Linked DNA regions of Homo sapiens: region 1 is linked to region 2. A link is a contact called in ENCODE Hi-C or POLR2A ChIA-PET data. All regions are on one chromosome and are shown on one strand. The core of a region is the stretch at or near the end of the contact, and the rest is flanking DNA. Distances in the headings are between cores, read along the strand shown.

Evidence for each region. Hi-C counts contacts between places; a loop is a spot of excess contacts on that map. ChIA-PET counts read pairs that join two places held with the same protein, here RNA polymerase II (POLR2A). Pooled maps may share reads with other maps.
Region 1: a loop to region 2 is called in a pooled map, with 2.5 times the contacts of the local background. The contact joins the enhancer-like site here to the promoter of SOCS1 in region 2. A Hi-C loop is called at or near these places in 5 of 50 pooled maps. POLR2A ChIA-PET finds 5 or more read pairs at or near these places in 4 of 52 experiments (BJ, T-cell, WTC11 and 1 more).

Annotation. Positions count from the first base shown.
Region 1 is chr16:11,494,050-11,498,526 of GRCh38, reverse strand. LOC400499 (putative uncharacterized protein LOC400499) reads left to right here. Exons shown (of 67, transcript NM_001370704.1): 11 at 3,767-3,952. Among named protein-coding and RNA genes, the nearest start is that of LITAF, 91 kb to the left of the region's middle. RefSeq lists enhancers at 1-368, 860-1,154, 1,132-1,181, 3,360-4,356. Within about 2 kb of position 2,891, at least 15 of the 41 ENCODE cell types and tissues checked have a DNase peak (open chromatin) inside an H3K27ac peak, as active enhancers do.
Region 2 is chr16:11,253,826-11,258,013 of GRCh38, reverse strand. SOCS1 (suppressor of cytokine signaling 1) reads left to right here and starts at 1,810. Exons shown (of 2, transcript NM_003745.2): 1 at 1,810-1,935; 2 at 2,486-3,597. The coding sequence starts at 2,536. The coding sequence ends at 3,171. The region is part of intron 1 of LOC105371082 (a long non-coding RNA gene); the gene reads right to left. RefSeq lists silencers at 1,165-1,364, 1,615-2,354, 2,455-2,504, 2,515-2,664, 3,075-3,164 and an enhancer at 3,775-3,944.

The DNA.
Region 1 (4,477 bases), core at 1,642-4,141, 240 kb before region 2:
TTAATTTTATTTATTTATTTAATTATTTAATCATTATTATTTTTTGAGACGGAGTCTCGCTCTGTTGCCCAGGCTGGAGTGCAGTGGCGCAATCTCGGCTCACTGCAACCTCCACCTCCCGGGTTCAAGTGATTCTCGTGCCTCAGCCTCCTGAGTAGCTGGGATTATGATGCACACCACCAGGCCCGGCTAATTTTTTTGTATTTTTAGTAGAAATGGGATTTCACCATGTTGGCCAGGCTTATCTCGAACTCCTGAGCTCATGTGATTTGCCTGCTTCGGCCTCCCAAAGTGCTGGGATTACAGGCATGAGTCACTGCGCCCGGCCTTCTTAATGGTGTCTTTCAATGAACAAAAGTTCTTCATGTTGGTGAAGTGTGGCTTCTTGATGCTTTGTAGCTGGTGTTTGATCTCCCCCAGGTCCCAGTGCTTCCTGGCTTGTCTTCTCCCAGTTCTGTTTTCTTAGCTTTTCAGGGAGGGTTGGTTTGAGCATGATGACTGAGCTTTAGAATCATGTTGGAAAAGTGAAATCAGCTTAATAAGGGTCACAGGTTTGAGGGTAATTTTATTTTTCCATCTTTAAAAATGAAAAAGTGAGTATTTTAAACAGACTTCTAACTGAAGTGTAAGTAAGCCTTCGTTAGAGATTTTTGCATTAAGATTGTTTTCTTCTCCTCCCATTTTTTTTTTAAATTTATTTCCCTTTCAAAATTGTTTGTTCTTCTCTTTGCGATGTGGTTTCTGGTTTTTGTGAAAACAGGGAAGGCTGGCCCTTCTGGGTTCATCCCCCGGGCAGCCATACACAGAACCAACTGGGTCATTACTGTGTGGACTGCTCAGCACCCAGGCCTCATGCTGGCCCAGTTGTCCTGGCAGGGCCACCGGAAGTGGCTCACAGATCTGGGCTCTCTGCCAGCCAAGTGGCACCAGCCTGCCCCACAGCCCTGCAGGCTGTGACCAGGCTTCTGGCTCCAGCTTTGGTCTGGGACAGGCCCGAGCCTGCCCTGTCTGTGCCCCCGCCGCCTTTCTTGGGCAAAGCAGTCAGAGGCGGGAACCTCCAGCAGGCGGCCCCTCCCATGTGCCGGAGAGCTTCTTAGTCTTTTTATAACCCCTGCCCTCCCAGCCAAGCCCGCTTGCCCTGCTCTGTATTAAGAAAACAGACAGCTTTGTTTTCTTTGCTCAAATATAGGGAAACATTGAATGTGCTTTTTCCAGGCTCCACACACCCCTGTCCTTTCACAAAGAAAATATGCAGTGAGATGCACACGCCAAGACCCACACGCATGCATCCTGAGCGCACGTGTACACACATGGGACACAACCCACACACACTGAAGCAGGCACCCATTGCACTGGGACGTGCACACGCACACTGGATCATGTGTACATGCACAGACCTGCACGTACACTGACACAGGCTCACACCAAGGCACAGGGACACACAAACACACAGGGATATGCACACACATGCTGGATCACGTGTACACACACAGACCTACACACACTGTTGCAGGCTCACACTGAGGCAGGCTTTCCCAGGACACCCACATGGGGAAATGCACGGACACACACCCACACCATAGACCTGTCAAGACACACACACACACACACACACACACACACACACACACACACACATTGAGGCATACACGCCAAGACTCACGTACCTGGAGATGCAGATATACACCCCAGTGTATGCACATGTGAAGACATGGCAGGACATGCACATACACACAGTAGGACACTCACCCAGTGGGACGTGTGGAGACAGCCACCCACACCTGGACACATGCATAGGCACACCAAGACACACTGGGCTGTGCGTGGGCACACAAGGGACACACAGTACACACACACGCACCTGGACGCATGGGCACATGCACACATCCAATGGGACACACGAGATGCCCACATGGGGACACGTGTGCACAGGCATCCACCAGGAAATACACGCATACTAGGGTACTCGAGTGCGCTGAGACACCTGCACACCCAAGTGGGAACGTACACACCCACAAGCACTAGGATTCTACAGCACACACCAATATGCACACACACAGATGCTTATGTTCACACCTTCACACAGTGTGCTCACACCCTAGCGTAGTAACACAGATCTGGTGAAGAGTCACGAATCCAGAGAAAGAACAGAGCTGGGCAGCTCGGGCGTGGTGGCTCACTCCTGTAATCCCAGCACTTTGGGAGGCTGAGGTGGGCAGATCACCTGAGGTCAGGAGTTCGAGACCAGCCTGGCCAATATGGTGAAACCCCATCTCTACTAAAAATACAAAAATTAGCCAGGCGTGGTGGCAGACATCTGTAATCCCAGCTACTCAGGAAGATGAGGCAGGAGAATCACTTGATCTCAGGAGGCAGAGGTTGCAGTGAGCTGAGATTGTGCCACTGGACTCCAGCCTGGGTGACAAGAGCAAGACTCCATCTCGAGAAAAAAAAAAAAAGGACAGAGCTAGGCAGAGATTTTATTTCTCCACAGCTGCCAAGCAGTCCCTGTTCTGGAGTGACGTGGGTCTAGCACAGAGGCCCCTGTTCACAGCCAGGGCCCCAGGGCTGGATTTTAGAGTGAGCCCAGAATTTGCATTTTGAGAAGCCGTGAGTGTTGGTATCATGCCTGGCCTGGGAGCCAGCCTCTCCTGGGTTAAGTCTCAGTTCTATCTATAGCTGTGGGCTACCTGAGGCACGTCCCTTACCCTTTCTGTGTCTCAGCTTCCTGTGTCTCAGCTTCCTGCTCTGCAAAATGGGAATGATAAGAAAGGCAACGTGTGTGACATGTTATCAGCAGTCTGGCTTGTAGTGAACACAGTTTGTTTACTAAGATTTGTTGGTCTAGACTAGGCACGGTGGCTCATGCCTGTAATCCCAGCACTTTGGGAGACCGAGGCGGGCAGATCACTTGAGGTCAGGGGTTCACCACCAGCCTGGCCAACATGGTGAAACCCGGCTTTACTAAAAATAGAAAAATGAGCCAAGGGTGGTGGCACGTGTCTGTAATCTCAGCTACGTGGGAGGCTGAGGCAGGGGAATCACATGAACCCAGGAGGTGGAGGTTGCAGTGGGCCTAGATAGGGCCACTGCACTCCAGGATGAATGAGAGAGCAAGACTCCATCTTAAAAAAAAAAAAAAAGATTTGTTGGTCTGATTTCTCTGAGGTGCCTGGGGCAGGGAGCAGCTGTGTCCTGAACCCCCTCCTGTTTGCCTTCCTTTCACTGAAGCCCTGGAGTGAGGGTAGCTGGGCGTCTGAGTCGTGGGCCACATGGAGTGCCTTTTTTGTTTTGTTTTCTTTTTTTTTTTTTTTTTTGGAGACAGAGTTTCGCTCTGCCACCCAGGGTGCAGTGCAGTGGTACAATCTCAGCTCACTGCAGCCTCTGCTTCCCGGGTTCAAGGGATTCTTGTGCCTTAGCCTCCCGAGTAGTTGGGATTACAGGCACACACCACCATGCTCGGCTAATTTTTGTGTTTTTAGTAGAGACGGGGTTTTGCCATGTTGGCCAGGCTGGTCTCGAACTCCTGACCTCAGGTGATCCACCTGCCTTGGCCTCCCAAAGTGCTGGGATTACAGGCATGAGCCACCGTGTCTGGCCTCTGGGGTGCTTTTAAAATGTTCCCTGAAAAGAGCAATTTGTTCAGACTCTGGGGGACTCAGCTCTGTATTATGAAGTTGCCCAGGTGAGTCGGTGTGTGGCCAGGGTGAGGCCTGTGAAGTGCATTTACCCACCACCTCGGGTGGGGGCCGATTTCTGTCCCCAGCCACTGCTCCAGACCCCGAGGGCCAGCCCTGGCGCCTTCCTGGGCATCTCAGCCCTGGTGCACAACCTCTGTGCTTCTCTGGACGGGCCCTGCGGCCAGCTGCCTGGAGTCGGCTCCCTAGTGAGGATCCTGGGAGACGCCTTGGGTGAGAACTGTACCATCCAGGAGCCCTCGGATGATGACAAGGTGAGGACATCCAGTGTCCTGAGTACCGGCTTCAGTGCCCCCAGTGGGGCCGAAGCGAATCAGGCAAGCTCCAGGTGGAGAGGGTGGGGGTGGGTTCCCCCCTTTGCCCCTTCCTCCTATCCCTCATTCCCCCTTCCCCACTTCAACCCGTCTCCTCACCCTCCTGCCTGCCCCCCCACGCCACTGCCCCTTCTATACCACTGCCCCCCCCACACCACTGCCCCCCAACACCACTGAGTGGGGGTGGGGTGAAGGGGGGAAGGGGGAATGGGCTGAGATGCCCAGGAAGGCGCCAGGCTGGCCCGCGGGGTCTGGAGCGTGGCTGGGGACAGAAATTGGCCCCTACCCCGAGAAGGTGGGTAAATGCCCTTCACAGCCCACCCCCCACACCACTGCCTATCCCATGCCACTGCCCCCGCCCAGGCCACTGCCTCCCCCCACGCCACTGCCCCCTCCCCCACGCCACTGCCCCTCCCCACGCCACTGCCCCGCCCCTCACGCCACTGCCCCGCCCCCCACGCCACT
Region 2 (4,188 bases), core at 561-3,060:
ACTCCTGGGCTCAAGCAATCCTCCTGTCTTGGCCTTCCAAGTGCTGGGATTATAGGCATGAGCTACTGCGCCCTGCTAGAGGTACTATTATTATCCCCATTTCACAGATAAAGAAACCATGGCAGAGAGGTTAATTACATGCTCAAGGTCACAAGAATAGAAAGGTGCAGATTTGGAACTGGGTCTCCTTGTATTCCATCACCCTCCACAGAGTGTGGCCTCCAGCAGATGTTCAGTGGACATCTCTCGAATGATCACACACCTGACCTCTGGTGCAGGCAAGGTTCTGCATCTTCTCTCACCCCCTCACGCACGCGCACGCACACACACGCACAACCTAGGAGGCTACACCAATGACCACCACCAGCCCTGGCCACATGCAGATTCAGGGCACTGATGGGGTGCTAAGCTGGGCTGATTCTGGGCCACTCCCTGTGTTCAGGAGGTTAATAAGGACCTAGGCTCTGCCTGGGGAAAGAGGTATCGTGGGGCCAGGGAGGCGGGAAGGGACTGGGCACCAGGGCTTCCAGGAGAGAAGCCGTCTGAGAGCTGTCTGTAGAGGGCAGTGTGTCCCAGTGTGAGGCCAGTAACCAAGTGCCCAGCCTAGCCAGGTTTTTATGTGGCCCCTTGTGATGCTGGGGCTCCTCACATGCCTTCATTCAAAAATACACGGAGCAGCCAGGCACCTACTCCATGGCCTCGCACGACAATCGGAATCACTAAATCACAAACACGTGTGCAAATTACAGCCCCGACCACCGACCGCCCACCATCCCAAGCCCCGGCCGTGTGTGTGGTGGGAAGGCAGTCTTTGAAGGGCAGATGCCTGACGGAGCAGTAGGAGGGGGAAATCTATGAGGAAGGGGTCGGGGGAGAGGAGGGCTAGGAAACCAGGTTTGGGGATTCATCACGTCTGAGAATGCACCATTTTTTCACTGGGCTCCAATTTGATGTCGTCCAGCTGCACCTCTCCCCAAAATGAAGACGGGGAAGGCGAGATCCAGGTCCAGAGCTCCCAATCTGCAAGCCATTGCAAATCCCAGCCCCTCCCCAGCCTCAGTTTCTTCCGCAGCCGGGTAGTGGGAGCGCAGGGAGGGCAGTCGAGGCCACCAGGGACCTTGCCCGGCCCCGCCCAGTTTCCGAGGAACTGGGCCGGGGTGGAGGCGCCCGCGCCGCCAGGGGTTCCTCTGAAGCCTGTGGTCAGGCCGCCGCTTCCCGGGAAGCCCGAGCCAAGACCAGAGACCGCGGCCGGCCGGGGCTTCGGGACAGCAGGGCGGGCGACTGAGGGCGTCGACGGCGGGTGGAGCAGGGGCTAGGAGGGGGTCTACGGGTGGGGTCAGGCTCAGGGTTGGGGACACCTTCTGTGGCCTCCTAGGGGGATCTGGCTGCAGGGGAGGAGAGGACAGGGCTCTGCCCCCGGCGGGTGTGGAGACAGCTGGGGCGGAGGAGGGTGTGTCAGGGCGCGTCCCAAGAGGGCCTGGCGGCAGAAAGTGGAACCCGAGGTAGCGGGGCAAAATCGGGGTCGCCAAGTCCGAAGGAGGGGTCCGAGAAGTGGCCGGAAGGCGCAGGGTCGGGGCCAGAGCCCCTCGAGAGGCGGGTGCTGGGGCAGGTGCGAACAGGCGGGCAGAGGGCCCCGCGGGAGGGTCCAGAAGAGAGGGAAACAGGGCCGAAGCGGTCCTCGCCGGACGCCACCGCGGAAAGAGAAACCAAAAGTGGAGCTGGGGGCGGGGCCGGCAGGGGGCGGGGCCTCCCGCCGTCGCCAGCCCCGCCTCCGAGCCGGTTTAAAAGACTGGCGCAGGGGCGGGCGCCGAACAGAGCGAGCTGCGGCCGTGGCAGCTGCACGGCTCCTGGCCCCGGAGCATGCGCGAGAGCCGCCCCGGAGCGCCCCGGAGCCCCCCGCCGTCCCGCCCGCGGCGTCCCGCGCCCCGCCGCCAGGTGAGCCGGGCCCTGGGCGAGGAGGCGGGAGGGAGGAGGGAGGGGAGTCCAGGGCAGCCAGGAGTCGGGCGAGCCTCGGGGGCTGCAGAATGGGGTCGCGGCCGCGATGCCCCTGACCCTCGCCGGCCCCACCCAGGCCGCCCCCCGCGCGCGGGGCTCCCGCAGCACAGCCTTTCTCCGGCCCTAGCCCAAATCGCCCAGACCAGGCGCGGATCCCAGCCTGGCCAGCAGGCGGCGGGCGCGGGGCGGCGAGCCGGGGCCGGACGGCTGGAGCCAGAACCGGCTGCTCTCCACGCCCCCCTCTCGGTGCTGCCCGGAGGCCGGACTCCGCCTCCACCGAGCCCCCACCCGCCGGGAAGAGCTCCGCGGAGTACAGAGCCCATTTTCTAGCTGTGTCCACTGAGGCTGAACGGATCCGCGCGGACTTGGTGCTCCGTGCTCGCCCCCTAGGGCCGGGTCCGCCGGGAGCGCCGCCCTCCGGAGTTGTCCGGCCGGCGCACACCTGCCCGGCCCCGCAGCGCCCCAGCTCACCTCTTTGTCTCTCCCGCAGCGCACCCCCGGACGCTATGGCCCACCCCTCCGGCTGGCCCCTTCTGTAGGATGGTAGCACACAACCAGGTGGCAGCCGACAATGCAGTCTCCACAGCAGCAGAGCCCCGACGGCGGCCAGAACCTTCCTCCTCTTCCTCCTCCTCGCCCGCGGCCCCCGCGCGCCCGCGGCCGTGCCCCGCGGTCCCGGCCCCGGCCCCCGGCGACACGCACTTCCGCACATTCCGTTCGCACGCCGATTACCGGCGCATCACGCGCGCCAGCGCGCTCCTGGACGCCTGCGGATTCTACTGGGGGCCCCTGAGCGTGCACGGGGCGCACGAGCGGCTGCGCGCCGAGCCCGTGGGCACCTTCCTGGTGCGCGACAGCCGCCAGCGGAACTGCTTTTTCGCCCTTAGCGTGAAGATGGCCTCGGGACCCACGAGCATCCGCGTGCACTTTCAGGCCGGCCGCTTTCACCTGGATGGCAGCCGCGAGAGCTTCGACTGCCTCTTCGAGCTGCTGGAGCACTACGTGGCGGCGCCGCGCCGCATGCTGGGGGCCCCGCTGCGCCAGCGCCGCGTGCGGCCGCTGCAGGAGCTGTGCCGCCAGCGCATCGTGGCCACCGTGGGCCGCGAGAACCTGGCTCGCATCCCCCTCAACCCCGTCCTCCGCGACTACCTGAGCTCCTTCCCCTTCCAGATTTGACCGGCAGCGCCCGCCGTGCACGCAGCATTAACTGGGATGCCGTGTTATTTTGTTATTACTTGCCTGGAACCATGTGGGTACCCTCCCCGGCCTGGGTTGGAGGGAGCGGATGGGTGTAGGGGCGAGGCGCCTCCCGCCCTCGGCTGGAGACGAGGCCGCAGACCCCTTCTCACCTCTTGAGGGGGTCCTCCCCCTCCTGGTGCTCCCTCTGGGTCCCCCTGGTTGTTGTAGCAGCTTAACTGTATCTGGAGCCAGGACCTGAACTCGCACCTCCTACCTCTTCATGTTTACATATACCCAGTATCTTTGCACAAACCAGGGGTTGGGGGAGGGTCTCTGGCTTTATTTTTCTGCTGTGCAGAATCCTATTTTATATTTTTTAAAGTCAGTTTAGGTAATAAACTTTATTATGAAAGTTTTTTTTTTAAAAAAAAATAAGTTTTCTAGCGAGTGTGCTTTGGCCAAAAGTTTAACTTGGTTCTGAACAGGTCCAGGGGAGAGGGTCCTAAGGCTGACCTGCTGGGCTGCAGGTGGTGTACGGGGCCTGCCCTGTGGCTGGGCATCCCTCACGGTTCCACCCACAACTCTCCAGGGAGAGAAACGGTTGGTCTAGTTTTGGCGTGTGTCCGGTAAGACAGCAGCTCGCGTTTGAGCACTTTGTGCGTGCCAGCCCTAATTCTGTGCTTTGCATACTTAAATTTACTTAATCCTATAAAGAGAGGCACAACCCTGTGAGGCACGGGCTCTTATTTCCATTCTACAGAAGGGAAAACTGAGTAAATCTGCCTGTGGCCATTCCTGTCAAAGACAACACTTGGGCCTTTTTTTGGCTGTCCACTAAACATCTGCTTGAAATGGATAACAGAGAGGAAACTTCTTTGGTTCTATGACCACAACAGCTTCCAGGAAGGGGTGGGGGTGGGGGCTTAGTGAGTTTTTGGACAGAGGAGTGGCACATTCTGAACCAGCATCAAGGGATACTCAGTTGAGATGAGATGGGGGATACAGGGCTGGGTC